2 separate regions of the Homo sapiens genome follow, and region 1 is linked to region 2. Evidence: chromatin loops called from intact Hi-C (ENCODE). Cell type or tissue: HepG2. All regions are shown on one strand. Each heading gives the region's core, and the rest is flanking DNA. Links, peaks and the distances in the headings are about the cores only. Region 1 has its middle 260 kb from the start of LINC02027. Region 2 has its middle 310 kb from the start of LINC02027.

Region 1 (16,431 bases), core at 3,457-11,456, 52 kb before region 2:
CAACAGAATTGCTTTTTGCCTATTTCAAACAGAACCCTAAATGTGCCCAGCACAGCAAGAGAGAGCATAGGAAGCAAAGAGAGTTTAATATTCCAGCCCAGCTCACTGGAAACAACCACCACAAAAAACTAAAATGACAGAGCAGTGTTCTGTAGAGCAACATGATTTGTCTGCTTTAAATGGAGAATAATGGTTTTAAGTTTAGAGCAGAACTAAAGGGCTCAATTACTATTCATGGATTCTGAATTGTTCTACTTTAGAAACTCCTTTAGCATGAAATGTTCATCAAAATCAATGCATGAAACTATAGAAAAAAAATAAAAACCCAGTTTCCCATATGAATAAAGGACTTCCCAACTAAGAAAGTCTATAAAAAAAAAAAGTATCACCAGTTTACACAAACCCATCTTAGGCAGTAGGACTAAACATTTTAAAGTAATAATTTTTGGTTGAATGTTGATAGGCAGAAAATTTTATATATATAAAATCCAAAGTCGTCATATAGAAGACTTTAGTACTAAGCTACCATTGATTTTCTTTAATCTTTAAAAACTATACTAATGGTTATCCAAACTATATGGACATGCTTTTTACTGAAACAAACCATTGTCCTTGGAATTGAGTAGGTTTACTGAAGACAATAGTGTAACAGTAAATTGAAAAAATATATGATTTCTTTAACTATTTTTGTATCTGACTGTAAGGATCTGATTAGTAGCTTTCACACTAAAGAACAATAGAGCTGTGAAAAAATTATTCAGTAATAGAACAGTTGATAATCCTTTGGTAATTAGAGATAAGTGACTTTTGTTTGCTTTTTTCCCCTATATATTCCCCCAAATATTATGTTTTTCTAAAATTATGCAAAAAGAGGATGACGTGACTCCCCAATCATGTATTTAGAAAAAGAAAAATGCCTATTAATTTGTGAAATATATTAATTTAGATTGGTTTCCCCCGACTTACTTTCTCATGAGGATAGTATAATCTGAAAATCATTGGTAATAAACTAAGGTAAAAATGCATTACTATGTACAGACTTCTGTAGGAAAACATTTGCTTTTATATTGACATTGGCAAAATTTCATGTGGACTATTATGGATTATAATTGCATTTCATTTTGCTATATTAAAAAGTGTCAAATCCTAAAACCAAGCAAAACATTATCTGTGTTTTTTTTCATTATGTAGGAGAATGGTAAAGTCCTGAAGGCAATTTGAAAGCCGTAGTTAACCAGCTCCTTCTGTTTGCATATTCAATCCCTCAATGTAACATATGCATAATTTGATCATCATTGTGTGCCATCTGGAGTATACTGATTGAACTGCAGTTTGAAAATGAGGGTTCAGAGATAATTTGGTTGCATACATTTAGAACTGAAATGTCTCTCATGGAGCAGAACAGAGTTATTTAAAAACATAACTATGACTAAAAGATGAAAATATATTCCATAAACTCAAGAAAACCAAGGAAGACAATTTTAAGTCCTCAAGCTTTTCACTTTAAAACATCTTAAAATTTTATTAGCAATGGTATTCTACGGGAATTGTGACAAAAAACATTTGTACCTACCTGTTAGAGCAATAATTATACTTTTTCAACCTAGTTTACATATTTTATTTAATTTATCTTGGAAGATTTAACCCATTATCAACAAGCAATATCAGTTAAAACATTGGTATACTAATTTTTTTTCACTAACTGTTACTTAATGTTAGGTTAGGCTTAAAACTTGCATGAGTTCATCACATTTGAGTACCACAGCTGAGCACTAATTGCCATAGAAGCTCATGAGTGCCATATTGAAGACTGAAGATTGTCTAGTCCAGAACTTTTACTTTCAGATGCCAGAGTGTGATGTCAAGTGAGATACTTTATAAAATGAAAGATACAATTTTAAAATGAAATTACCTCTCATATAGTTTTAAGAGCAATAGTTTCTCATAGCCTCCTATTGGAAACCTTATTTTTTTTTTCACGTTTTCTAATACCACTGAATGGCTGAGCCACCATATTATGATGGGTTACTTATATTACATGGTCAAAAGTATTGCCATCAAGAAGGAAATTACATGACCTAGACTTGCTAAAAATACTAATAATTTTCGAAGGGCTTTAGGTGGTGTATGAGCATTAGCCTACCTGCATAATACATGCTACTCTTTCTTACCGGAGGAAGAGAACTTTTCTCAAATTACGGGTTTCCCAATTTATGTAAGAAAGAACCCTATTATCAAACAACCTTCTGTTACTCTATTACCAAGCAATACCACCTCAGGTGCTGCTTTCTTGCTCAAACTAAAGGCAAACATTGAGCTTCCCCCTGTAGCATTGGAGTCTTCTCCCTCCCTTTATTCCTTTAGTAGGCACAACATTTTCTGGGATATTCTCATACTACTATGATTCATTTGCTCCACAACAGAGGAGATGTCAAGGCTTGAGCTTAAATACTTTGAACTGAGAGGTAGAGAGTGCGAGTGGACATTCTCAGACAATCATGGAATCCTCGCCACTGAGTGAGGCAATTCACAACTGCATTTCCCCTTTATTTATCCAGAAGAGCAGAGAGGAGCAAGCATCTAATCTATTATGATCCCGTCACAGAACATGACATTCTAATTCAGTCAGTAGGGACTCACAATAAACTCAAAACCACATTGAGTGCCTCCCTGGTATGACAATTGATTACATCTCTTAACCTTTCTGCATCTGTGGTACCATCTGGAACATTTAGTGCTTACATTTTTGCACACAAAGAACAGGTAACAGCATATAGACCCAAATACAAACTCACTCCTTCTACTGTAAGGCTGCAACAACAATAAAAAGAAAACAGTAGGCAGAATAACCTTGATTTCACAAAAGATGTCATTCTAAAGAAAATTGAACACATAACCCCAAAAATAATACGTTGTGGGATATCTAATATAGGATTATCAATTCAAAAAGTTATCCATTCACCCTTTCAAAATGGATTTAGCCGTAGAAGAGACAAGAAATACATCATATAAGAAACTATTATGTACATACATTATACTTTATTCAAATCTAAGTACAGTAGTGAGTACTAATATCCTATATTAGTATACAACTTGATCAAAGCTACAGAACATTAAATTATGGAGTAAAAATACAGACCCAGTTTTACTCCCCACATCATTATTCTTTATATTGCATTATTAAATTTAATCCAGTTTAATATTAATCCTTTTGACAAATATTTATGAAATGCTATAAAATATGTTAGGAACCTCTTTTAGTTGATGAACAAGTGGCAAATCCCTTTATTATACATAAAGAATTGTGCTAAGTAAAGGATAAAACTTGTTCCAAGCAAAAGTTTAGAACAGGGTTTCTCATTTGGGACCGGATAATACTTTACGTTACCCCAGAGCTCTCCTGAGCATTCTAGAATTATCTAGCAGCATTTCTTCACTACTTGGCATGCCAGGAGCACTCCCTCCCTCAGTCATTACAAATGTCTTCAGACATTGCCAAAGAATGTCTTCTGGGAGCAGCCCTTTACTCCCACCACTAGCACCACTGAGAACTATTTGTTTAAATTAAGGTGGATGGACAAGTTTTTATGAATTACATGAAGAATGTAAACTCCTGGGGGGAACAGGAATTGTCCTAGTAAGCTGCAGCATTTAATGCAGGAACCCTCTCAAAAAAGGAAGGGAAATACTGGTTGATAAAAGGATAAATGAATGAAAAATGAGAGAATAAACTGCAAAAAAACATTCTTCAGTTAAAGCCAGAAATTAACACTATTGCAAACACTAGTAAATTCAAATAAGTGAGAGAAAACAGGCTGGTTTTCCTCTTTTAGATTTCTTGCACTAGTTCCCAGACAGAGGAAAAATAGAAAGTATGTGAGAAAAAGCATTACTCAAATTGGCACACACTTCTGCCATCACCGTGCTTAGAAGTTTTCTTCTCTCATTTGTCTTAGCCAGGCTCTTGGCGTCTGGCAGTGAGCTCTCATGACCCATCGCCAGCTGTGAAGTATGGCAGAAATTCACAAATAATTGTTTTTTCCATAGAATAGAAGGATTATAATGTTAGTCTTTGATAACATCATTCTTACACTCTTGTGTTTCTAAGTACCTTCTTAAGTGAAAGGAAAAGCAGATTTATGGCAACACATGGGGAAAACTCAGCACCCACAATCTCTGTAATCAGTGTAAAAGCCTTAGTGAGTGTGGTTAGGGCTGTACTGATGTACACTTAACTGTTGGGACAATTACGAATCATTGCCGTGCTTGAACATGCAACTTTATAATGACTTCCATTTCCTCTCTAAATTTATTCATAGATAAATTTTTAATAATGATAGAAGCAAGGATAGATGAAGAATAACAAATCAAAAGACAAGATTATTTTAGGGCAACATTCACATCCACATTAACAATGGAAAAACTGGTACTTTGTATGTGCTGTAAATATAAACAATATATTACACAGTAATAGCAGGTAATCTTGAGTTCTTTATGAATTCCATATCATACTATTTAACTCATTCAACAACTTTTACAGATAAGGAAATTGAGAAGTAGGAAGTTTACCAATGATGCTCCCTTAAGAGGACACAGGGTCTCTCTGAACATAAGGCTCTTCTAAGGCTTCCTCCCTGAATTCTGTTTCATTCCCAGATCCCAGAATGAGCTTTCAGAAGCCAGTGAGTGTCTCTGGAATAGCATGTCAGTGAGACCCAAACAGGACACTTAATTCCAGTACTAAAGATGACAGTTCTTCAAGAATGGTCTCCAGCTATTTCCTCTGAGCAGGATTCTGATGGTAGAGGGCTTCTGAGGCTTTGCCAGCTTGAAGCAGGATCAAATCACACCCAAGCTGTGATCTTAGTCTGAAGAGAGCTGAATCTTAGTCTCACAAACAAGAGCACACAGAAGAGGTTTGGTTGGCAATTTGGGAATCATGAGAACATACTGAGATCTACTGCCCCTGTACCTGTTTGTTGGTTACCCATTGCAATCAGACTTGTTTGGTCTCCCAAGTTTTTAGTAGAAGAGTATATATACACTCTATATTCAAACCATTTCTCTCTTGTCAGGCACATTTCTGAGTCACCTACTCAGTTGTCATCTTTATTCATGGCAAGATGTCCATTTTTGACAATTCATTGCTTTTCAGCATGAAAAGAGAACACCACTGCTTAAATATGGAGAAAGTTCCACTTTCAACAGTTGAAGTAAACTGCAGCATTTTTATACTCATCAGTGAAGAAAAGGAGGTTTGCAAATCCTCACATTCCTGCTGTTTCTACAAAGTGCATTACCTAAGGATTATGAATTCTAAAGATTTTACAAACCAGGAGAATTTATCAGGGGACACAAAGAAAAAAAACTTTCCTGTCAAAAATTGTAATTTCTCAAGAAATTACCAATGAATTACAGTCACTTATGAGATCCCATTTTGCAATATGTAATTAACAGACCAAGGCAGGGTCCCAACCACAACCAACCACTTCAAGTACATAGCCCCTGCACCTATGTGCATGGGTGACTGATCAATTTGTCCTTCCCCAGTCCCCATTCCTGTAATTGCATTGCTGGCTGGCATGAGAAGGAATCAAGCTCATTTGGCTCCTGTTTCTTCTAGTCAAATAAAGGGCTCCTTTTCAAACAAATGACAAGTTGTTTGAGTACCTAATGTGGGCTGCACATTTATATTACTGTTGCAAGCACACAGCTCCTGGCAAAGGAAACAAGATATCATTTCTTCGGCAAAAGGCTGCACTATTTGTATCTATCTGGAAAAAAAAAAAAACCCATATGAACCAAATAAAAGGGAACTAGGGGAGGATAAAAGAAATGTGAAAGCAAAACAGGACGTGTGATTGACACATACCTATAAGACATGCCATTGGCTAAGATACTGAATGGGCTTCCGGCCTCGGAGGAACCTACTATTTCCTGGATCTTCTGAGACAGAACTATAGTCATGAGCTGCATCATGATGTTTTGGTCAATGACGGACCACATATTCAGTGATGGTCTCATAAGATTTTAATGGAGCTGAAAAATTCCGATCACCTGGTGGCATTGTAGCTGTGACAGTTATGCAACACATTACTCTTGTATTTGTGGCAATCCTGGTTAATCAAACCTAATGTGCTGACTGTCATTTAGAAGTCTTCATACATACAATTATGTACAGTACATAATACTTGATAATAACTATGTTACTGGTTTGTGTATTTACTATATTATACTCCATCATTTTGAGTGTACTCCTACTTATATAGAAATTATTAACTGTAAAACATCCTCAGGCCAGTCCTCCAGAAGGTATCCAGAAGAAGGCATTATTATCGCAGGAAATGACAGCTCCATACATGCCATTGTCCCTGAAGACATTCTAGAGCAACAAGACCTGGAGATGGAACACCCCATGAATGTGTGTAGGCCTACGCTAATGGATGCATTTTTATCTCAGCGTTTAACAAAAACAGTTTTCAAAGTAAACAGAAAAATGAAAAACTTTGAAAGTAAAGCCTTCAGCATAAGTTTATGAAGAAAATATTTTTGTATAGCTGTACAATGCATATTTGTTTTAAGTGCTATCACAAAAGAATTAAAAAATTTAAAAACATTAAAAGCTTTAAAGTAAAAAAGTTATAGTAATATTAATGTATTATTGAAGGAAGAAAACTATTTTTTATAAATTTAGTGTAGCCTAAATATAGTGTTTATAACATCTACAGTAGTGTACAGTAGTGTCCTAGGCCTTCACATTCACTCACCACTCACTCACTGACTCACTCATAGCAACTTCCAGTCCTATAAGCTCCATACATGCTAAGTGTCCTATACAGATGTACCGTTTTTTAAATCTTTAACCATCTTTTCTATACTTAGATATGTGTAGATACACAAATACTTAATATGGTGTTACTATTTCCTTACACTTTTCAGAACAGTAACATGCCGTACTGATCTGTAGCCTAGGAGCAACAGGCCATACCCTATAGCTTAGGCGTGTAGTAGGCTATACCATCTAAGTTTGTATAAGCATACTCTATGATGTTCGCACAATGATGACATCACCTAACAACACATTTCTCAGAACATGTCTTCATCTTTAAATTAAACATGACTTCCAGAATGATCTTTGTTATTTCCTAAACCAAATATCTTCTTTCTTGAAAGCATGTTGATATGGTTTTGTTCTGTGTCCCCACCCAGATTACAATTCTCATTTTGAATTGTAATCCCCATAATCCCCACGTGTCAAGGGAAGAAACTTGTGGGAGATGGTTGGATCATGGGAGCAGTTTCCCCTATGCTCTTATTGTAACAGTGAGGGAGTTCTCAGGATATATGATGGTTTTATAAGGGCTTGACCGTTCCTCCTTTGCACGCTCTCTTGCTCCTGCTGCCATGTAAGACAAGTTTGCTTCCCCTTCTGCCATGATTGTTAAGTTTCCTGAGGCCTCCCTGGCCCTGCAGAACTGTGCGTCAATTAAATCTCTTCTCTTTGCAAATTACCCAGTCTTGGGCAGTTCTTTATAGCAATGTGAAAATAGGCTAATACACATGTTGAAGAAAAGACAAGACAGAGATGAGAAAGGAAAGAAAATGAGAGCAAGTACTCTGCCTGTTTTTCTATCAGCATCTGGCTTATTTGGTGACTAGGAAAAATATAGATGGAACAGTACTAGATAAATATAGATTTAAAATTATAGCTTTTTTTCCTCTCTTCAGTAATTCTGTTGTTTGCAGTCTACCTCCTTTGTTCTTTTCCTTCTCCTTTGTCTTTAAATGTTTTCAATTGTCTTTACAATATACACATCCCCCTGGCAATCTATACATTCCTAAAAGTTCAATCACTACCCATCTACACCAGGAGTTTGCAAACATTTTATAAAGAGAGCCAGATAGGAAGTACTGTTTGCTGTGTGGGCCTTATAGTCTCTGTCATAACAAAGGTATTTGTACTCTGCTCTGTCATTTAGAAAATGCTCCCACAGATCATATGTAAACAAATGAGTGTGGCTGTGTTCCAAAAAAGCTTATTTACATAACACTTGCAAGGATGGATTTGGCCTGCTGGTCATAGTTTGTCAATATCTGAGCTATACTAATAACTCAGAAAGTTTTATCTTTAGTCTAGAGCCTTCTATTCTTACACTTTCTTTCTGACTCAAAGCTGTTTCTTCCTTGATGTCTCACTGACCCTTCAAACCTCATTCACTGTGTTCCCCAGCAAATCCTGCTTCCGTGTTCTATATTTCAGGGTTTGGCACTACTTTCACTTCCATCTCCCAAGCCAGAGACTTGGAAATTTTCACTAACCATTTTCTTCCTTGTCCCTCTTTAAATACTTTTGTCAAATTTGCCATCTAAATATAATCTTAACTTTCCTCTCACATAATGTCTTCACACCTGATCGTTTAACGCAGTAAAGAAGGATCATTTCTTTCAGTTTTGCCTTCCTTCCAGCTATTACAAGTGTGCTCTTTGTAAAGTGTAAACATGATCATGTTCTGCACCTGTGCAAATCTTTTGGGGCTCTCCAAAGCCTGATACATTGATCCTAAACCAGATTCCAGGGCCTAATTTTAGACCTCCTTAATGAGAAACCCTGGGGATAATATATAATTATTTAAATGATAATTCCCCTGCAGGATGGTACTGGTAAACCTGATGCTAACTTATCTTTATATGAAATCTACATTCTTGGATATGTCCCGAAAAAACCTTCATGATTTAGTACTGGTATACTTTGTAAACCTTCATGATTTAGTACTGGTATACTTTGTAAACCTTCATGATTTAGTACTGGTATACTTTGTAAACCTTCATGATTTAGTACTGGTATACTTTGTAAACCTCAGCTCTTTTCCCCAGCCTCTTATGCACATGCAAATGTTTTTGATGATCCATACCTACCCCATTGATCTCTTTACTTCTAGGGACATATTGGCTATAATGGCTATAGGCATACTGTCATTCCAACAGCCAGCACCTATATACTTCTTTGTTAGAGAAGTGTCCTTAGGCTGCTGAGACAGCTCTGTCTGCTCACACAAATACCTGAGAATTATGTCCCCTAGGAGCCACCATTAACCAATGATTGCAGGAGAGAAAGAATAGATATATTTACCAGCTGACTGTCTCCTGATTGAGATAACTCTTACAATGTGACCTAGACTGTGTTCAAAACTACCAAGTGGGATTGAGCCAAAGTTATTTGCCATGGGGATTTACATGACATCCTGCTCTTGTTCGACCTCTGTGATGGCTAATTTCACGTGTGAACTTGACTAGACCACTCTTCCCAGATATTTGGTCAAAGACAAGTATGGATGTTGCTGTGAAAGCAGTGTTTTAGATGTGATGAATGTTAAAATCAGTGACTCTGAGGTTATCTTTCATAAAATAGATAGGCCTCATTTAATCAGTTGTAGGCCTTAAGAGAAAAAGACTGAGGTCTCCTGGAAAGAGGGAATTCTGCCAGACTCCCTTCACACTCAAGCTTCAGCATCAGCTCTTCCCCCGGTCTCCAGCCTGCCAGCCTAGCCTGCAGATTTTGGAATTACTTTATGTGACTGCATACAATCCTGTGGATAACGCTGACAAATATAGCCTCCTTATTTTCTCTTTTTTTCCATGTCCCCACTCCTGTACCAGGTTTTCTTGGAAACACTTCTTCTGAAAAGTCCCCACTGAGTAGACTAAGAACCACAGATTTAGTGAAGAGATTAAAAAGAAAAAGCTAAGATATCTATATGTTTCATATAGATCGGTTTGATAGGAATCAAAGGGTCAGATTTCAGGGCACTGAATGTAAGATCACATTCTATACCTTATTCACACACACACACACGCACACACGTCTTTACCAAATGCACTCTTAAGCCTCCACACCCTTATCTATCCTATTCCCGCTTCCCCTTCTCTGCTCCACACCTACCAAAAATATTCTATTAATTATTTAAGACCTGCCTGATAGATCTCAACTTCTAGAAGACATTTTCAGAATTCTCAAGGAAGTTTGAATTACCTGTCTTTTTCTCTTACCACGCTTAGGGTTCATTAAGGCAGAGATTTTTTGAGTCCAAATTTAAAGTATAGTCACCTAGCTGAGTACCTGACACACAGTCAGCACTGAACAACTTTGTCCTGGATAAGCATTAGAAAATGAAATCATAATCCTATAGTATAAAAAAGAGTAAGTTTTGGCCGGGGACGGTGGCTCATACCTGTAATCCCAGCACTTTTGGGAGGCCGAGGCGAGCAGATCACTAGGTCAGGCATTTGAGACCAGCCTGGTCAACACGGTGAAACCTCATCTCTACTAAAAATACAAACATTAGGCGGGTGTGGTGGTGCATACCTGCAATCCCAGCTACTCAGGAGGCTGAGGCAGGAGAATTGCTTGAATCCAGGAGGCGGAGGTTTCAGTGAACTGAGATTGTGCTCCAGCCTGGGCAACAGAGCAAGACTCCATCTAAAAAAAAAAAAAAAAGAGTAACTTTTAATATTCCTTTGCCTCACAAATCAATATTGTGTCTGAAAAATATTTCTAAACAAGTATTTCAATAAACAAATAAGTTCAAATTATTATGAGAGTATAGATATGTAACAACCAAAGGAACTCCAAATAGTTCTGCCAGTTAATTTTGCAAACAAAAATGAGAAAGCATTTTTTAAAAATGAAACTTATTTTAAAACCTTATAAGGTAGAGTCTTAGAAAAAGCAAGGGACTACAATTTCAACAGTAACTATAAACCACAGACCCTGCCCACCACCCTCTATCTCCCAGTATATTTTCATTAACTAAGTAAAGACTTTTAGGAAGGACCTTTTGCAAACAGTTCTTTGAAAAGATATTGCCAAGGAGGAGGAGTCATTGATAAAAGAATCAAGAAACTCTATTTTAAAAGCAGCTAGGTATTATGTGTATAAGTTAACAGCTTTAGAAAGAAGGAAACTCATTTTACCACATATCCACATATTTCATTACCAGAGAAGTCATTTTTTTTTTACCGCTTTGCACATATACCTAGTACTATTAGGTATCTATACATATATGTACTTACAAATATATAAAATCTTATATATATTTTATATTTATATATATACGCATATAAACTTAGGTGTTGAACTCACCAATATTCATACAGAGTCTAATGATTTTTTTTATTTAAAATATGTGTAGAGAGTTTGGGTTCAGAAAAAGGAGATAGTATTAGAACCTACCACATACAGTTATTAAGAATTAAATAAAATTTAATCTAATTTATTGGCATGTGGATTCTTGATCAATATTACTTATTATTATGGTCTTATGCCCTTTATAAGACAAATGTTTCCTTGTTTTATCGTCACCAGAATTGTCACATTTGTTTTAATCACAGATGTTTTGTAAAGGTCATATGCCATGCTGACCAGGTCATCTTTCAATCTTGTTGAAACATGTGAATCAAGCTTTTAGGATGTAGATTAATAATGCTTTGCTGTCAACAACCTAGAGAGAGATCATGATGGCCTATTTCGATTTGTGATTTTGTTCAAAAATTTGCTTTTTTTGAAATTATTTCATTTACACAACTACTTTTAATTATTCTTTTTATAAATATCTGGTTTAATACTGCTCAAAAACAACTCTAAAAGGTAAATTTTGGTTAAGTTTATTAAAGAACAATATTTCAATGTGACTTGATCAAAGAAAATCAGTTATATTAAGTCCTTAGTTTGATTCATCTAATCTATTATTTACAAAAATATTTATATTTTCACAAAATATAAAAGCTAACCCAATTCATTTACAGTATCATATGACTATAATTTCATTTATAATCAGTAGATACCTCAATGATTTTCCTGATTTTAGATACTACTCTGATATTCCTATCCTACATAGCAGTATTTTAAAATGACTAATGAATAACCAGTTGATCTTTCCATCACACGATTATATAAATAACATTTTGTATTTGCATCTTCAAAAAAAAGTAATCTTCCAATGATCAGTTTTGGATAGTTTATTTACTAATGAGCTATGGTTGATTCAAAAGGCCTTGGTAAGGCTCATCTTAGAAGGGATAGCTTGTGCTACATAAACAGATGAGTAACAAAAAGCATTTCATATAGTTAAGGCCACTAAGTGGCTCCACACCTTAATGGCTTTAAACTCCATGAATTTCTGAAATGTCTGCTACACTTCATATGTATCGCTTCTCTATTAATGTAGGATAAACTGTTTCCTTGATAGCTGAACATAGCTATAGCAAATATTTGAGTGGTTAATTATTGCAAAGTAGGAACAAAATTGAAAATCCCAGAGAAAAGGTGTATTATTTGATCAAGACTAGAAAGTGCTTCTTTTAAAGTGTTCCAATGCAAATCTTAAAACTGGGATATTAATCTTCATTCAAGTTTATTAACAAAGTAAATTGCTATAGTAGTATATATAGAATAAAAATATGAGGCTGGGGGTGCAATATTTTGTTATCGCAAGTGAATAAGTTAAAATACTTGAATAAGTTATTTTGGGTTTGAAATAGTTGCAGTTTAATACTGCTGTTTCATTAGTTTGTAACAGCGTGCATTTTTTTCCTTAATGTAAATGACAAATGACAGACAAACTTCTACTTCATAAATTTCTTATTAAGTTGTTGGTGTTTGGGAGGTTAAAATATTTTTTCTATTTGCAAAATAGAGCATGTGGAAAATTTTCACACTATGATATGGAATTCTAAGGACTCTTTCAAATAGAGCAGCAACAAGTGAAAGACAATACATATTATTCAACTTTTATTAAGTAATGTGACCTATGCTCTTAATGTGGAAAGGTAACACTCTTTTACTGTTTCCAATGCTTGTAACATGTGATGTCATCTAAATAACCTGGAAGAAATAGAATATTATGACTAGTTGCAATAATATGAAAATATAACATTTTTTAATGTTCATAAATTTACAAAATTTTAAAAATCGTATTTTAAAACACTAGGTATAAAATAGAACAAGAATTAAAATAATGATAGAAAGTTTCTGACATTTTAAAAGGAAAAACTTTCTATACCAAAGTTAACACTTTTAATGCAGAAGAATTAGCCTTAATCATACTTTTCAGTCAGAAGTCAGCTTTTTTTATTCCTAGGCCACTAAAACATATTCAACGGCCTGAATACCACACACCATGATAATGTATTAGACATGCAATTGACTTATTTAAAGATGATAGCATGTTAAGTGTGAAGAATAGAAATATTTTTAAATAATTGAGTTTTTTTTCATTGAAATGACGCAAGAGCATCAAAGATAATGACCAAGCACATCCAAAGAAACGTAGGTGCTTTCAAATCAACAGGACAGTTTAAAGGATGGGGAGAGAACTCAAGGATTTGCTCAGTATAGGAATTTGATGTGAGAGCCAAGGTTAGACTGAAACAGACAAAAAAGAGAATTAACATTTACGATGAATTTACTCTGTTGTGCTTCCTCTACTAGACAATTTACAAGACCACATAGTATCATGAAAACAACTCTGGGAAGAAGTTTTACATTTGAGAAATCTGTAATACAGTTAAATTTTAAAATAATAATGATAAAACTCACACAACAAGTGAGGGTGATGACCACCACCTTCAGATTCCATAGCCTTGCTCTGTACCACCATCCATTCCACCTCTGGTATCATTGACAAGCTCAGGAGAGATTATCCAGAACTTGTTGAGTAAAACACTGTAGGCACAGCCAGGATTGCGAGCAGGCACTGAGCTTCATCAGAATTGAGTCTTCCACGAGTAATTTTGGATTGTGCTGAGTAAACCACCTCTACTGATGACGAGCTGGGCTATCATCTTTAGTTAACAAGTTTCTTATCTCTATCAAGACCATGAGCTACTAGAGGAGGTAGATGACGTAAAGGTGATGATGATCTCAAACTATGACTGCATGAGTGAATAAGCATGAAACATTTTGCTGATATATTATCTCTGCTATTAACACACTAAATGGTTTTAGAGAAATCAACCCACCATTCTGGTCTTCAATTAATCTCTGAAATGCAAGGGTTGACTATAATAACTTTTTGCTGTTTATTTATTATTGTTGTTCTTTGTTTCTTCCTATCCAACTAATCTGTGTTTGTCTGTCATGCTACATGCTCTGAAATGTTAGCCTAAACTCTCTTTTACGTGGTATTACCAAAAATTAAGATGCCAACTATAATTTTTTTAGAGAATGTAAGTCTTTTTCTATTCAGAATATTTTAAATTTTATAAAGTAAATGATTAAAGGATGGACCAAACTACTTTAGCTTTTTAACACAAAATTTTAACAGATTCTTAGGGTATCATTGTCATTACTTCAAATAATTTTAAAGCAAGCAAGATGCTTAGGCATCCAAGGCTATTGCTGCTATTCTGAATTAGCCCACGCTACAAATGATTTGATGTTTCCCCCACTGTGTTTTCTTCCCCCTCCTTACCTCTCACTTCGTAATTTCCTTCTTGGAAATCATAACATACTTATGTTTCTTATATCTTATCTGCTGGGACCTAACCTAAGAAGAAAATAAGAAACTGAGCAAAAAGTTAATTGCACACATAGACTAAAGACCACTCTCAAGCCTTAGTGTGACTCCATAATGTTTTTATCTTTACATTTAAATCTTTTTTATTTAATTCCATTTTTTCTATGAATCTCAATTTCTTTATTTCTGTCTGTTAGATAGAAAATATACTAATACTGAATTTTCTGTCTCAGAAATATATTAGCTGAGACAATATAAGTGGTGTCTTGGGGAAACTGAGGAATAGTTTAAATAATAAAGTTTGTATCTTCTTATGATAAACAAAATTATCTTCTTTATATATGATACCACCTAGTTAAGTTTAGTCACTGCATATATTTCCACATGTTTTCTCACTATTTGTTGACACTTATTTTATAAATTTTTTCTTCTTAGTAGAGACTCTAATCCATTTTTAAGTCTAGGTCTTTAAAGACTTGTCCAAGATTCTTGAGAATCATGTACCATAATATGCTCAACTTGATTTAATAATTTACTTCTTACTAAATTTCAATAGGATATTTTTAGTAATACCACAGTGGCCATACAAAATGAGTATATTTCTAAACATAATAATAACATGCATTTAGGTTGCACTTTATAATGTCCTGTAAACTTCATTACAGATTGTCTTATTTCTTAAAATGTTAAACTTATATCTTCTCCTTTTCCTGGGAAGAAGATATTATATATTCATACAAACACTTTTACATGAATGTTCTCAGCTCTTCCTGTAATCACCAAATATTAGAAAGAGCTCAATGTCCGTCATCAAGGGTATGAATAAATAAAATGTAGTATATCTAAACAGTGGAATACTGCTTAGCAATATGAATAAATGAACCATGAATACACGCTACAATATGGGCGAGTCTCAAATAATTACGCTGAATCAAAGAAGTCAGGCAAAAGCGTGTGCGTGCTCCCTGATTTTATTTCTATAAGGTACTGGAAAATGCAGACTAATTTATGGTTTACAGGAAGCAAATCAGTGGTAACCCAGGGTACAGTGAACAGGCACATCAATGGAAAGACTATGGAAGAGAACAAGGAAAACACTGTTGTCATCCATATTCACTACTATGGCTGTAGTGATGGTTTCACAGGTATATACATATATGGAAATTTATCAGATTGTACACCTTAAGTATGTACAGTTTGTTATATATCAAATATACCTCAATAAAAGCTGTTAAAAATTTTGTCTCATTTCAATCTCAATATCATTTTGTGAAATAGTATTTTCTAATTTTACAGTTATTAAAACTGTGGTTTAGAGAGGTTATATTAAATTGCACCTTAAAAATCTGTTATACAGAATTTTAAATATAGGTTTATCTCAGTTGTATACTCTTTCACTCTCAATATTTTCCCTTTAGAAGACTATGATTGATTTAGTACAACTATTATCATATACAAAACTATGGACTACAAAATCTGAACAAGTGTTATATAACATCTATTCACTGTTTAAATATAATCTTCAATCTTTCTGATAAAAAAAGAAAACCCCATTCTTACATTTGCATGCTAAAACTTTATGGTTTAATATTATATCTAATAATAAACTTAATAAACTTACCAGTTTAATATCACATACAGTACCACAAAGATGAAAGGGGAAGCATTGAAAAGTTATGCATAATAGCACTGAGACTTCAAGTGAACATCAGCCAGTAATCAGAATCTTAAATGTCCACTACCAATTAAAAAAAAATGAGACTTCCATGAGAGACTCAGTTAATGTGCTACACACCCTCTATAACAGAGAAAACCTTCTAACTTAGAAATCAAGGTAATAAAAAGTAAGAGATTTTACTTTCCTCCTGATTCTTTCAAGACCCAAGGTAGGCTTTTCTATCTATAATGATGAGAACTT
Region 2 (13,373 bases), core at 4,294-12,293:
ATATGTTTTACAAATGAAACATTGTGTTTGAGTGACATGATGGGGAAGGAGCCTGCAGTCCACAACGTCTCTGGCTTCCTTTCTTGCATTTTCTCAGAATTACTCTTACAAGAGGAGAGACAGGGACATTCTAAAACTGACAAAAATAATCAACTATGATAAATATTCCTGTGCACCCAACCAAAATGTATTGCATACCTGTGTGCACCAAAGAGAGAAATACACAAATACAGAGATGAGACCCTATGCAAACATGCACACTGGTAAACATAAACAGTTGCAGATTTGAATATTTGTATCAGTTAGGAAAATGAGAACTCAGTAAAACTTTTCAGCAAAGTAAGTGGTTCAAAATACCTGCTGTTTTCAGAAATGCCTAATTAATCAGGAATCTTTTTCTCAAATTGTATATTATGGAAAGTAATTGCCCTACTTTCTTTTGATAAAATTATTGGTTTATCTGAATACAGTTACTTTAAAATATGCTTGTGATAGGCAAGTGTGTATCTTACTTTTCAATTTAATGAGGTTTTACTGAATATTCACACAATTATTAAAATATTTTCATAGACTTGTACTTAGTTATCTTATAGCTAAAGTTCTAGCAGCATTTAAATATTTTTTTAGAAATTTTAAAACCTGGTGAATTGTTAACAATTTTCATGCTGAAAGACTGTCTGTCAAACTGAAATAGCAACACAATGCAAGCCATTTTGTGACTCAGTTCTTGATTGCAGACAGCTGAGATTCAATAGCTAAAGGGGGAATTGAGGACACCATCCAGACGTCTGTAATAATTTCCCTCCTTTTTTTCCCCAAACTTGAATGCTGCATCAGTGTGTCTGCGTATTTCTTGTCTCTATAATTAAACAGGAGAGCAGAACTGATACACATCTTGATCATAAAAATTTACCCGCTCACTAGAAGACTCATGAACATACCAGCATAGTTATCTGGTCAGAAAACTTTGCTTATCATAATTCTCAAGGCCCTGGTTCTGACACCTACAAATGAACGTCTAAAGCTACTGTGGCTCATCATGATAACCTCAAAGGTATCCTGGAGACATGAAGCACCTTCAGGATGAGAGGAGATGCAGCGAATATTAGGACCAATGGAACCTTCTTCAAAGCCTGGTCTCCTCTGAGGTTCACATTCCTTATGGACACGTACACATGTAAATATATATACATATACATTCATACATGCATGCATATGTAATTTTTTGTGATGAATCAAGTAATGTACCTTAACATAGATACAATTCTGCAGCACTAGGCTATGTTTTCTGAAAGATAAGTAATATACTAAATAGGATTCTGCAACATAGCTGAATTCATGGCCTAGACTAAAGAGTTACAGGCTTTTCTTGAATCTTAAAACAATTCACGCAAATACACACATACACACCAAAGCATCACACACTAGCCAGCACATGAACACACACAGCCAACACTCCAGAGTTTTGTTCACGTCTATCACCTTGATGCCTTTATTCATGCTCAAACAGTTTTCATTCTGATCAATACTGCCCAACGCTGCTTTGTGACTCTTAACTCAGGGCATCAAAGCTGGCATTTGATAGGTCCTCTTAGCATTCTAGCCAAGGGGTCTTTTTTCTTTTTCCATTTGGCTTTCAGTGTCCAGGGCAATCTCCTGTTTAGAGGAAGCAATCCCATTCCAAGTCCCTGACCCTGGAAAGGAACACATATACTACTGCTATTTCATGTTATTTTCAGGTTTAACTACCAACGAAAATTCTGAGGCTTCTTTGAGAATCCTCCCAATTTCTCCTGCAACATGTCATCTTCCACTGGGTTCCATTTCCTTCTTCTGCCCAGTAAATGTTTCCAAACCTCCATTCAGTACATCGGTAGTACCTGAATTCCCCACCCACAAGCCAAATCCTGTTGTCTAACTATGTAGAACACACAGCAGTATGCAGTTATGGCCTTCTATCTGAAAGCATGGAACTGATTGACAGGTGAAAAACCTGGGTACAGAATGATTACAGAATAATTCTAACTTTTCAAGTAATTACCTCGTGCCATTTTTGTCATTTCCCAACTGCTCCAACCCTGCCCAACAATATGTGTGGGAGATTCTCTACCAGCACCATCAGCTTCAGTTAATCTAATGCCTGGCAAGGAGTTAGGAGTCTATCCCTAGTGGGTAGAGGTTGAACATACTTTAGTGCTCCACCAATTTAGGATAATGACTGGGTGAATTCTAGATCCTCTTAAGCATTCAGTTGGAATTGAACTTGGCTGGTCTTTGTCATTCTCACAGTCAGGCATATAAATAAATAAATGTGGTCATCTATTGATCCAGATAGAAACATTCACTATACATCACTATTTCTAAGAAGCTCAACAAAGTTGACCTCTAATGTATGAATATCAAAAAGCAATCCCATTAGAAAGGGTACACTTCTACATCCACTGCCAGGTCAATGCTTCTAACTACAGCATTTTCCAGTCTGACCTTATTTTAAAGGCTGTTACTGATGTTCCCACACCTTTCATGGCCAAGCCCATACGGACTATTTATTCTCTATTCAAGGAGCATGGATACATAATAAACAAAGTAATACACATATCAGCCCTCATGGAGTACATGCTTATGAAAAACAGAGACACTAGAATAAATTTAAAAAAACAATATTTAAGGTATTATGGTAATGAATGTTATGAAAAAATATAATATTGGATAAGAAAAGAGAACACACATCAATGCACTGTTTTAATATACTCCCTGGTGATGTGATATTTGAGCCCAGGCTTGGGTGAAATGAGACATTCAAATATGTGGAAAAATGTTCTAGGAAGAAAGACCTGCAAGAAAAAAGACCCAGAGATATATGGGCCATATGGGAACAGAGCTCTCAGAACTTACTCTCATCCTTAGTTATTTGGGACTTTGTGACACTTAGACAGAATCCAATTGGTTTCACCAAAATTTTCTATAAAATTTTATTTTTAAAAAAATAGATTTTTTCCTTCTTTCCTTCCGATGGCATGCTCATCGCTCAGTTCTTTATAACATCTTACAAAGAAGGGTCTCCAGGGTGTGCTAGAGTTCATTATTGGACTCCAAAACTCCCAGTCATTCTCCAATCCAGTTCATTCTATTGTTACAAAAATTATCTTACAAAAACAAAGATGGTAGAAAGATACAGTCCAGAACACAATGCTACTTCTGAGTTCTGGCCTTAGAAGCACTCCATAATTTCACACTTGCCTCCCTCTGCAGGCTAAACTACTGAGGTATATTTAAAGTGTCAACTTGTCTAAGTAGTGACTATATCCCCTTTTCAAGAATCTCCTTGCCTGTATGACTCCAAGTTACAATTTGCCACAAGAGAATTCTATTCATCATTTGGAAGGCAAAGTAAAGATACAGTCATTCTTCTCCAAAGATCATGTCAGTAGGATATGAGAATAAACAGACACAGAAGTGCTGGCAGGCTCCACCTTATCCTTGATCTCCCTGTTCCACAGTTAGCTTTTTCCCAACTGCTGGCTCTGCTGATAGAATCTCTAACCCCTCATGATACATAAAGGCCGCCCACTTCCCCAGCTCTCCTCCATGGTGCACAGCATCAGCTGGAGGGACCTGCTTTTCCAGATCCTTTTGCAAGTTATAATTTGCCACCCACATCAGTGATTCAGAAGTCTTAGGAATTGACATTTTTCTGATTCTACATCTCCCCTTTTCAAACTTTCCCTTCCTCCTGTGGTTGGGTCAGGTCTTTTTCCTATAATAAATCCCTTATTCCACAATACTCAGCTACTCAGTGATTCACCATCTTTATTAAATGCAGACTCATTCAGCCTCTCTCTCTCTCTCCCTCTCTTATCTCTCTCTCTCTCTCTCTTTCTCTCTCTGTCTCTCTGTCTCTCTCTCTCTCACACACACACACTTACTTCTAAAACACTTTTATGTACACTTCTATTGAAGCACATATTCTTGCCCTGTGAGTGAGAAAAGGTTAACACTTTATTAACTTTTGACTTCTTTTTTTCCCTTCTAAATGTGACTGTGGAAATTGGTAGTCATGTAGGAAATGCAATTCCAGTACCACTTGCCTAGTGAGCAAATACGGTCTGTTCTGCTCCCACATGTACACTTCTCTAACACTGATTACCTTATACATAATCAAGACTAGAAAATAATGGAAGTTCACATGCAGGTTTTTCTAGGGAAAGGAGCCAGAATAGCCAGAGTACAATTGTAAGTTTCATCAGAAGAGGAAAAACTCCTTAGTTCAGCTGCTATACTGATAGAAGCACTTTCAGCTGTACTTCACGAGAGTAAAAATGAGTACCTGTGGCCGGGCGCGGTGGCTCACGCCTGTAATCCCAGCACTTTGGGAGGCCAAGGCGGGCGGATCACGAGGTCAGGAGATCGAGACCATCCCGGCTAAAACGGTGAAACCCCGTCTCTACTAAAAATACAAAAAATTAGCCGGGCATAGTGGCGGGCGCCTGTAGTCCCAGCTACTTGGGAGGCTGAGGCAGGAGAATGGCGTGGACCCGGGAGGCGGAGCTTGCAGTGAGCCGAGATCCCGCCACTGCACTCCAGCCTGGGCGACAGAGCGAGACTCCGTCTCAAAAAAAAAAAAAAAAAAAAAAATGAGTACCTGTGTGCAGGGCTCTCCCCAGAGATGTTTGCTGCCAGTTTTGCACAGCCTCCAGCTTGTGGCACGTTTCTCTTGATCCTGTGACCCCTAAATGGGAGCTCCGCTGGCTCAGAGCACAACTTGCTCTGCATCATCCCAGTACCCGCAAGCCAGGATATACAACCTATTGTTCTGGCAATTTTAAAAAAATTATCCTCTGTGGCCATCACCAATCACACTCATCTGCCTGCTTTGTCATTTGTGTTATATTTCCACATACAAATTAATATTTTATTTAAAACTTTAGTAACAAAGTTAAATAGGTTTTGAATCCCTGCCCATTTCTATTTCCAATAAGCCGTGTTATTTTTAGTGTGCAGTTTTGAAGAAAAAAAGATTATCCAATAACACACACATTGTTATGCCAGAAATATCTAGGCATGACTTTATCTCTTTACATGAATCTATAGGACAGTAATATTGATATTTGTTAACACAATAAAATTATGTGTTTTTATGAGTATACATATGTCTATGTATACGTTTATCTTATGTATTGATTTAAATACCTCTTATGTGTGTGAATCTTTGCCTCAAGTTATGGAAAAAATATTGAATAAAGTTGACAAAGTGAAAGTGAGAATTGACACTTGTCAAAGTAAAATTGACAAAGGAAAGTTCTGAAGCATAGCTAATTAAAGCTAAATTGTAAAGTAAAGTAAACTTGACAAAGTGTAAGTTCTATTAAAGCATAGTCTATTAAAGTGTGCTTTAATAGAACTTACAGTTTGCAAGAGAGACATACCATTGAAATTAAATACAATCCTATTTGCATAATAGTAGAAGTTGGAGATTTTTCCAGAAATCTGCTCTTGAGGGGACCTAACCTGTTCTAGTGGTCAGGAAGATTCTCCTGAAGAAAACAGTATTTATGATAAGATCTGAAAGGTGAGGAGGTCTTCAGAAGAATGAAGTAATGGTGAAAGACAAACAACATGTATGAAGGTGGTGAAGTAAGAGATGATGTAAAAATTCAAAGAACTAGAAGAAATCAGAATTTGAAACTTTGAGTTGAGGGGAAATATTCCCGGGGATGTGGTAAGAAGATACAAGTAGGACAAAGGTCCCAGACAGTCTTGCTAGTGACTGTAAGGAGTTGGAACTTTATCCTGATGGCAATAAAGAATTACTGAGAAATCTTAAGGAAGGGATTGTCTAAATCAGAATATGCTATTAAAAGATTACTGTCTTTATAGTAGATGAATTGCAGATACAAAATACTATAGTATGTAAGACATTTAGAAGCTATTACAGAAATTTAAAAAAAACAGTCTGATCAAGGACAAGAGAAATGGGGTTAGAAGAAAGTGGCCTTGTAGATGGAAGATTCAATAGGTCTTGGCAATTCATTTACTGTCATTAGTGGATAGGGAGTTAAGGCCTTCGGTGGAATCATCAATTACCCTTAGGTATATTTGTTTGAGTAACTGGAAGAATGAAGCAACTTAATGAAATGGGAAATCATGGAAAAGGAATAAATAGAAGGTAAAAAGGAAAAAAATGAATTCGAATTATAGATGTGCTCTATAAGCCTAAAGGGGAAATTTGTCCTGCAAGTATATATCTGGGTATTACAAGTATATTGATGGTATTTGGATCTCGAGAGTAGATGCCATTGCCCAATGAGAGTGTATGAAGTGAGAAAAGAATTCCTAAATTGAAATACCCACAATTAGGAAGTAACTCCAGGGGAATGAGCCTGCAAAGAATGTGAAAATGTAGGAAAATGAAAGGAGCATAACACCACAAAAGCTAAATGAATTATGTATTTTAAAGGTGAAAAATTAATCATTGTGGTTTAAAAAATTATGAATTCTCAGAACCCATTATGTGTAGTTTCATTGTCTAGATAGTGCATTGTAATTTCAATGAGATTGGCTTCAATAGAGGGGTGTGGTAGAGGTCACAATACACAACAGAGGTGTCAATAAAGATTGACACGGAAGCCAAAAATTGCAAAAGGAATAGAAGGTGACTTGAAAATTTGACTGTGAAAAGGAGACAATAGATAAGGCAATAGGGCAGGGTGGCATGGAAGATGAGGAAGGTTTTTCAGACACGATGCTATGTTTGTGTCTTCATGGCCATACGCTTGCCTTTGCTTCCTCATGACTTTTTTTTTCTTTTTTTCGGACTCTTGTTCTATTGCCCAGGCTAGAGTGCAGTGGTGCAATCTCAGCTCACTGCAACCTACGACTCCCTGGTTCAAGTGATTCTCATGCCTCAGCCTCCCGAGTAGCTGGGATTACAGGTGCCTGCCACCACGCCCAGCTAATTTTTTTTTGTATTTTTAGTAGAGACAGGATTTTGCCATATTGGCCAAGCTGGTCTCAAATTACTGACCTCAGGTAATCTGTCTGCCTAGGCCTCCCAAAGTGCTGGGATAACAAGCGTGAGCCAGACATTTTTTCTTGGAGTAGCAATATCAAATTACTAGGACATGACTCTCCTCTCCCATGTTTCTTTTGCTTTCAACTTTGGTTCCAGATCTCAACAGCCTCTGAAACCAATGTTACTGCTCTAGTAGATTTTTGTAATGCCTGCCCCTTCCATTGTTATTTCCTAGGTTGCCACATGTATCACAGTTTTTGTCACTTCTATACCACCCAGACTTCTTGATACTCACTGATATTTCTCTTCTGCCTTCTTTGCTACTGCCACCACTGTCATTAAGAGGTTTTTTAGCAGTCTTTTAGTACCCTCCTCCAACACGCAAAAAAATACAGATAGGCTCTTGAGTTTGTTATAGAAATTCTATTTTGGAACTTGTAATGGTTGATTAATTATGAAGTTTTATACTTAAAATTACCGGTGCTACAAAATGTGAACCTGAAGTCCAGCATAAAATTTCAACATCTCAACATTCTTCTACCTTGTGGTAACTTTTCTTGCTCTATGAAGAAATGTACCTGACCAAATCCAGGCTCACTTACAGGAACCATTGGCCTCATCCTCACCTACCAGTTTCTAAATGCTCTTAACCTTTCCTCCCAAGATCACAAGTGTGCCTGTTGATACTTAATTGTGTCCAAGGAAGGCACAGAAATTCGGTATCATCATTCCTAACTAACCACCACACAGTCATTTATCCTCTTGCAGATGAAAAACATATTGTTGACATCCTCCCCCAAGTTAACTGCCCCCTCAAATGAACCTTGGAAACGTGCTTTAAAGGAAACCAAGAGTAAACATCACTTGAAAAAGAGCAGTGTGAAATGTGCAGCATGTTTCTCAACATCTCATCATAGCAAAGAGTAATCATCAAAGGGAAACCAGTCAAGGTTAAAAGCAGCACTGAAAACTGATTCATTTGGTAAACAAGAATAGGTGTAATTATCACAAAAGCAAACTTTGCTAAGGGGATAACTGTCAGAGCTCTTGCAGTAAAAGGTCTCTTTACCATTTTAATCCGACAGGCTGAGAGTTCCCTAGTGAAAACAATTCTCAATAAAATCACAAATGTAGCTCCAGCATTCTTTTAAACGGTCGTGTCAGCCACGGCTACCAAAACAAGCTTAACATTTACAGTTCGAATGACACTCGTAGATTGGCTGATAACACAGATTATGAAAAATCCTTTAGCACTATGTTTTTATGTATTGGTCAATACTCTATCAGCAGCCACACTGTGAAAAGTTGTGTTTATTTGCTTACTGAAAGTCAGATGGGCCTGACCCTTGAAAGAAACCAAAATCAAATTTCAGTGTGGGATATAATCATGTATCCAGAACCTTTAAAAACAGGAGTGAACTTTCAGGGGACTCCAGGTGACTCTTGGCTCTATTCTGTAAAGGAACCCTTATGGCATTTTTGAATCACTACTGTAATATTTCTCATGGGTTTTCAAGCAAAACCCTCATTTGGAAAAGATGGTAATTGAATTCAAGAAAGGAGAAGTAACTTGTTCTAGGTCACACAAAATAATAATAAGCCTGACTCAAACCCTGGACTTTTGACACTCAGGCCACTGCTCTTTTTATTATTCTAGGATATCTTGCTATCTGTTGGAACTTGATGTGATGAAAGTCATATCCTAGCTCAGCACTATTCAATATGATATCCACAGGCCACATGTGGTCCCTGGGCAGTGGAAATGTTGTTAATGTGATTGAATTAAAATGGAAAATTTAATTGTTTTTAATCTTAATTAATTTACATTTGAGTTGCCATGCCTAAATCTAGATAGTAGCTACCACATTAGACAGTGCAGTAGGAGTATGCAGTAGTCAGCCTACTCAGTGTCCCGGCTATCTGTCTCTCCCTGTTCCCAGTTAAGCTGACACAGGAATGGAGAGGATATGAGATTTGACTGTTGACTCTTTGAAACAGTGGCAATGACTTGTGTTTCCCTTTATTTCATATAGATTCCAACACCTGGCTTTATACGAAGTAGGCACAAAACAAAAATCTGTTGATGCTATGTATATATTTGCTTTAACAAATGCCATGGGTAGAAAAGAGCACAGCTTAGAAATTGCTTCCCAGCCGGGCGCAGTGGCTCACGCCTGTAATCCCAGCACTTTGGGAGGCCAAAGTGGGCGGATTACCTGAGGTCAGGAATTCAAGATCAGCCTGGCCAACATGGTGAAATCCTGTCTCTACTAAAAACACAAAAATTTGCCGGGGATGGTGGCAGTTGCCTGTAATCCCAGCTACTCAGGAGGCTGAGGCAGGAGAATTTCTTGAACCCGGGAGGCAGAGGTTGCAATGAGCTGAGATCATGCCACTGCACCCCAGCCTTGGCTGCAGAGCAAGACTCCATCTCAAAAAAAAAAAAAAAAAAAAAAAAAAGAAAAGAGAAGAGAAAAGAAAAGAGAAGAGAAAAAGAAAAAGAAATTACTTTCCTAAAATTGTCCTACTTGTGCCTTCCAGCAGAGGGCACCCATACACAGTTGTATGATCTGGACACAATTCCCATGTAATACAACTGTCAGTGGTGTTCACCGCCTCCACTGCCCACATGGTGAAAACATGTCCCCTCTTTATAATAAGCCATTTATCTCTGTCTAGAGAAGAAACTTGGCAAGGTCAGTTCACTTTTTTGAAATGAAAAAAAAATAATGGACAGCATTATTGATTTGACTTTCCAGATGGCTATTTAAATGGTAAGTGTAAGCTCTCCATTATTAAAAACAGAAAGAAAACTGACAGGAAAGTTAAAACCAGACTACAACCACAGACTGGCCTTTAATTATCACTTGCTTTTATTGTAAATTTTTTTTTCATATTTCTTATGTAGCTCTCCCCTGAAGTCCCCTCAAAAACAAATGGAATCAGCTGTTGCTGCAGTGTAACCATGTTTTCCTGTTTATTTTATTTTTGTTTGTTAGTTTGATTTGTTTCCAGAAAAGCAGAGCCATTGATGCCATATGTTATCAAATAAATACCCTTTTTCCAGGGGAGGTCTTTTTATTTTCTTATTTTTTTAAATAAGTAAATTCTTAAAGATTTAAGGAAATAGATGGCTTAGAACAACTACCATCAGTCAAAAACTCTTGTTAAATAAATCTCAAGGGAGCTACTTTACAAATCCTTGCAATGCATGTCAAATTCCATCGACTTCTTAAGAGGCCAAAAGGTCCTTTGACAGGGGCTCAGAATGGTTTCATCTCCTTAAGCTGTCCTCTTTGAAGCAAACAGTTTTGATGCTCTGAAAACCAACATTTATATCTATTGCTCCAGTCCCCAAGGATCATAATTTATTTGAACTGAAGAATCAATGATGTTACCTACGTGGTTTATTTAAAGACAATTTTGTTGTTTCTATGTAACCTTAGTGCTGTCTCAGGAATTCTTTTAACTCAAATGATGATTTTACTTCATATATTTAGCTTTCTGTCTGTTCTGATATTCTAAATTCAAGAAAAGTGGCTAATTGTTAATTGGAATTTGTCCCTAACAACTGAACCTTATGCTGTATGCCATCGGTAACGGCCTTTGAGGAACGTTATTAAAACCAAGGTAACGTATGCCCATACACGAGGGCTAAGGGAAATGCATGGCGATTGTAAATATTTATAATAGGCCTAATCTGGTGGTACTGAGCAATCATTCAATTAATAAATCATGAATGGAAAAATATACCTGTGTAAATATTGTCTTCTGTATTTAAAGGCTACGCTTTTGCTTGTTGCAATAGCAGTGAGTTTCACAATGTTGCATTTGGAGATGATCTTAAATCACAGTGGCAATTACTGAGACTTTTAGAGTCTGTAGTCAGCAGTACCATAATTTTCATTTAATAGGCTTAAGAATTGGCCTGTCATCCATCCTTCAGAGCCTTCAACTGAATGATATAAGCCCAAGATACTACCCTTTAGATCTCAGGAACAGCCATGAAGAGAATATATATATACCAAGATTTGGGGGATTCTAAGATTATACTTAACACAATTTCTAAAAAAGGGCTAACCCTACCGAGCTTTCCAAATCCCCAAGGCCCAATTATATTTCTTTGCTTCAGCATCACTTTTCAGATGTTTTCCCCACTGCTGGTGAACACAGATAACATTGGGGTCACTGGTGATGAGAATTTTTGAAAAACAGGTAATTAAATATTAAGCTACTTGTAACTTATTAGTGATCACAATCATCATTTTCTGAAAATGTTAGTATTGTTCACAAAATCATGTAATCTTAGAGTTGAAAAGTCTTCAGGTGTAAAATAGTCTAAAGTATTTGCTGCAGTTTAATCTTTCTTCCATATTTAAGTTCTTCAACTATTTTAAAAGAGCCACCATACCTGCCCCTAGAATTTTCTCTCCTCCAAGCTAAATATCCCTGGTTTCTTTCTACTGTTTTAAATATGTGGTTCCCCTACCCTCAACCTCCATCCAACCTCAGTCACCTTTCAAATCTAATAGGCCTTCAGATGTATTAGATTTTAAAAACAGGCACATAACACCTGAATCATAATAAGCTTACAGTCACATTGGAATCTTGAGTCTTTTTGCATGTGCTTCACACAAGAAGCTATAGCTTCTAGAATCTCATTTTGATTAGATTTTTTGAACTAAGAGCAGTTTTTCATAGTTCTCATTACAAAATACAGATTATCTGTTGTTTCAAATGCTTTTATCTTTTTGTCTCTTAATTTGAGTCAATGATGTCAGAAGAATATTTAAGGTATGTGTATCTAAAGCAACAAAAACATGTTCATAGTAAGACATTATGAGAGAAAAGGGAAAAAAATAGACCAAATACTTTTATTTACTCTTCTCTGTAGGTTAGTAGAGATTTATGGATTCCAGTAAATACAGTTATGTAGTCAGAAGCTCTTTTACATAAAGATATATTCAAGCTGAAGTTTTCACTGACTGTAAAAACATTGAAGAATGATTTTAATACATTTAAAGTCTTACTTAGCATAACTAAAGTTTTATTTTTAGGAAAATGTAAAACTAATTACTTTTAGTAAGAGTATTGGTTAAAAAAACCTGGAAAATTAATTTAGTTTACAATGAGATCCAACAAGTAGTTTTGAGACCTATGATTTTTCTACTGTATTAAAAATCACTAACAACCATTATAATTTATTATAATATTTTAGAGAATTTTTCACAAGTTATCAAATTTTTAAAAAGCTTTTAAGAATTTACATGTATGTATATACCACAAAGATTGTGTCTAATCAAAATGATTACATATTTAAAGTCATTCATGTTCATTAAAGTAATCAATATTTTAAGAAATCTAAGCGGCCGGACGCGGTGGCTCACGCCTGTAATCCCAGCATTTTGAAAGGCCGAGGCAGGCAGATCAAAAGGGCAAGAGATTGAGACCATCCTGGCTAACACGGTGAAACCCCGTCTCTACTAAAAAATACAAAAAAAAAAAAAATTAGCCGGGCGTGGTGGCGGGCGCCTGTAGTCCCAGCTACTCGGGAGGCTGAGGCAGGAGAATGGCGTGAACCCGGGAGGCGGAGCTTGCAGTGAGCGGAGATCGCGCCACTGAACTCCAGCCTGGGCGACAGAGCGAGACTCCGTCTCAAAAAAAAAAAAAGAAAAAAAAAAGAAATCTAAGCATACAAACACAGTATTTGTCAATTTAATATTAGAAAAAACATATAACTATTTTAACTAGTACACATTTTTAATAAAACTGAAGAAAATGTTCTGATGAGAAAGAACATTAAAATAATGCTTACGGTTGAATTTGTTTTGTAAATATCTCAAAATCAGAAGATTTTGAACTTAATTTTGTTAAATATCATTTTACGAATTAATATCTAAAGATATCTCTTAAGCTAAAAATCCAAGGTTATTTTATTCCTTGAATGCATGTTTCACTCTACTATTTGTCACTAGAAACTTTCATCATAGTTCATTGATTTACTTATCCCTAACTCAAAATTGTGCTAGATGCTGACATGTCACTAAACTTTCAATGGATAACTGTCTTTAATTCCCCAATGGAAACGTGATCTATGAGGAATAGATTCAAAGTTTGCAAATTAACATATGTTTTTGGGGAATGTGTGGTGTTTTGTCAAACAGCAATACTTCCTTTGAAAACCCAGTGATAGTTGCTCTTCCTTCTCGTTTCAAATCTGCTCTATTCAAGTTTATATAATTTATGCAATGCTATTTGCAATATCCAGCTGCCTTGTAGTTCTATATATTTAAGCAATATAAGGAAATTTTCAGCAGCATTTTTACTTTTAGAAGTGCTACATTGCACATAAAGGCCTCAT

The links. Peaks named below come from ENCODE experiments on the same cell type or tissue, not always from the same donor. Only the 100,000 strongest peaks of a DNase experiment are listed, where the experiment ranks them.
Region 1: a loop joins it to region 2, with 8 times the contacts of the local background. A loop is called at or near these places in 4 of 110 quality-filtered maps.

The regions. Positions count from the first base shown.
Region 1 is chr3:81,241,769-81,258,199 of GRCh38, forward strand. No RefSeq gene overlaps it. Among named protein-coding and RNA genes, the nearest start is that of LINC02027, 260 kb to the left of the region's middle. In HepG2, for the core only: no CTCF peak of the experiment used is centred there; a DNase peak (open chromatin) is centred at 7,953.
Region 2 is chr3:81,292,600-81,305,972 of GRCh38, forward strand. No RefSeq gene overlaps it. Among named protein-coding and RNA genes, the nearest start is that of LINC02027, 310 kb to the left of the region's middle. In HepG2, for the core only: a CTCF peak has its summit at 9,567 (motif pointing right); DNase peaks (open chromatin) are centred at 7,942 and 9,582; H3K27me3 peaks cover 908 bases.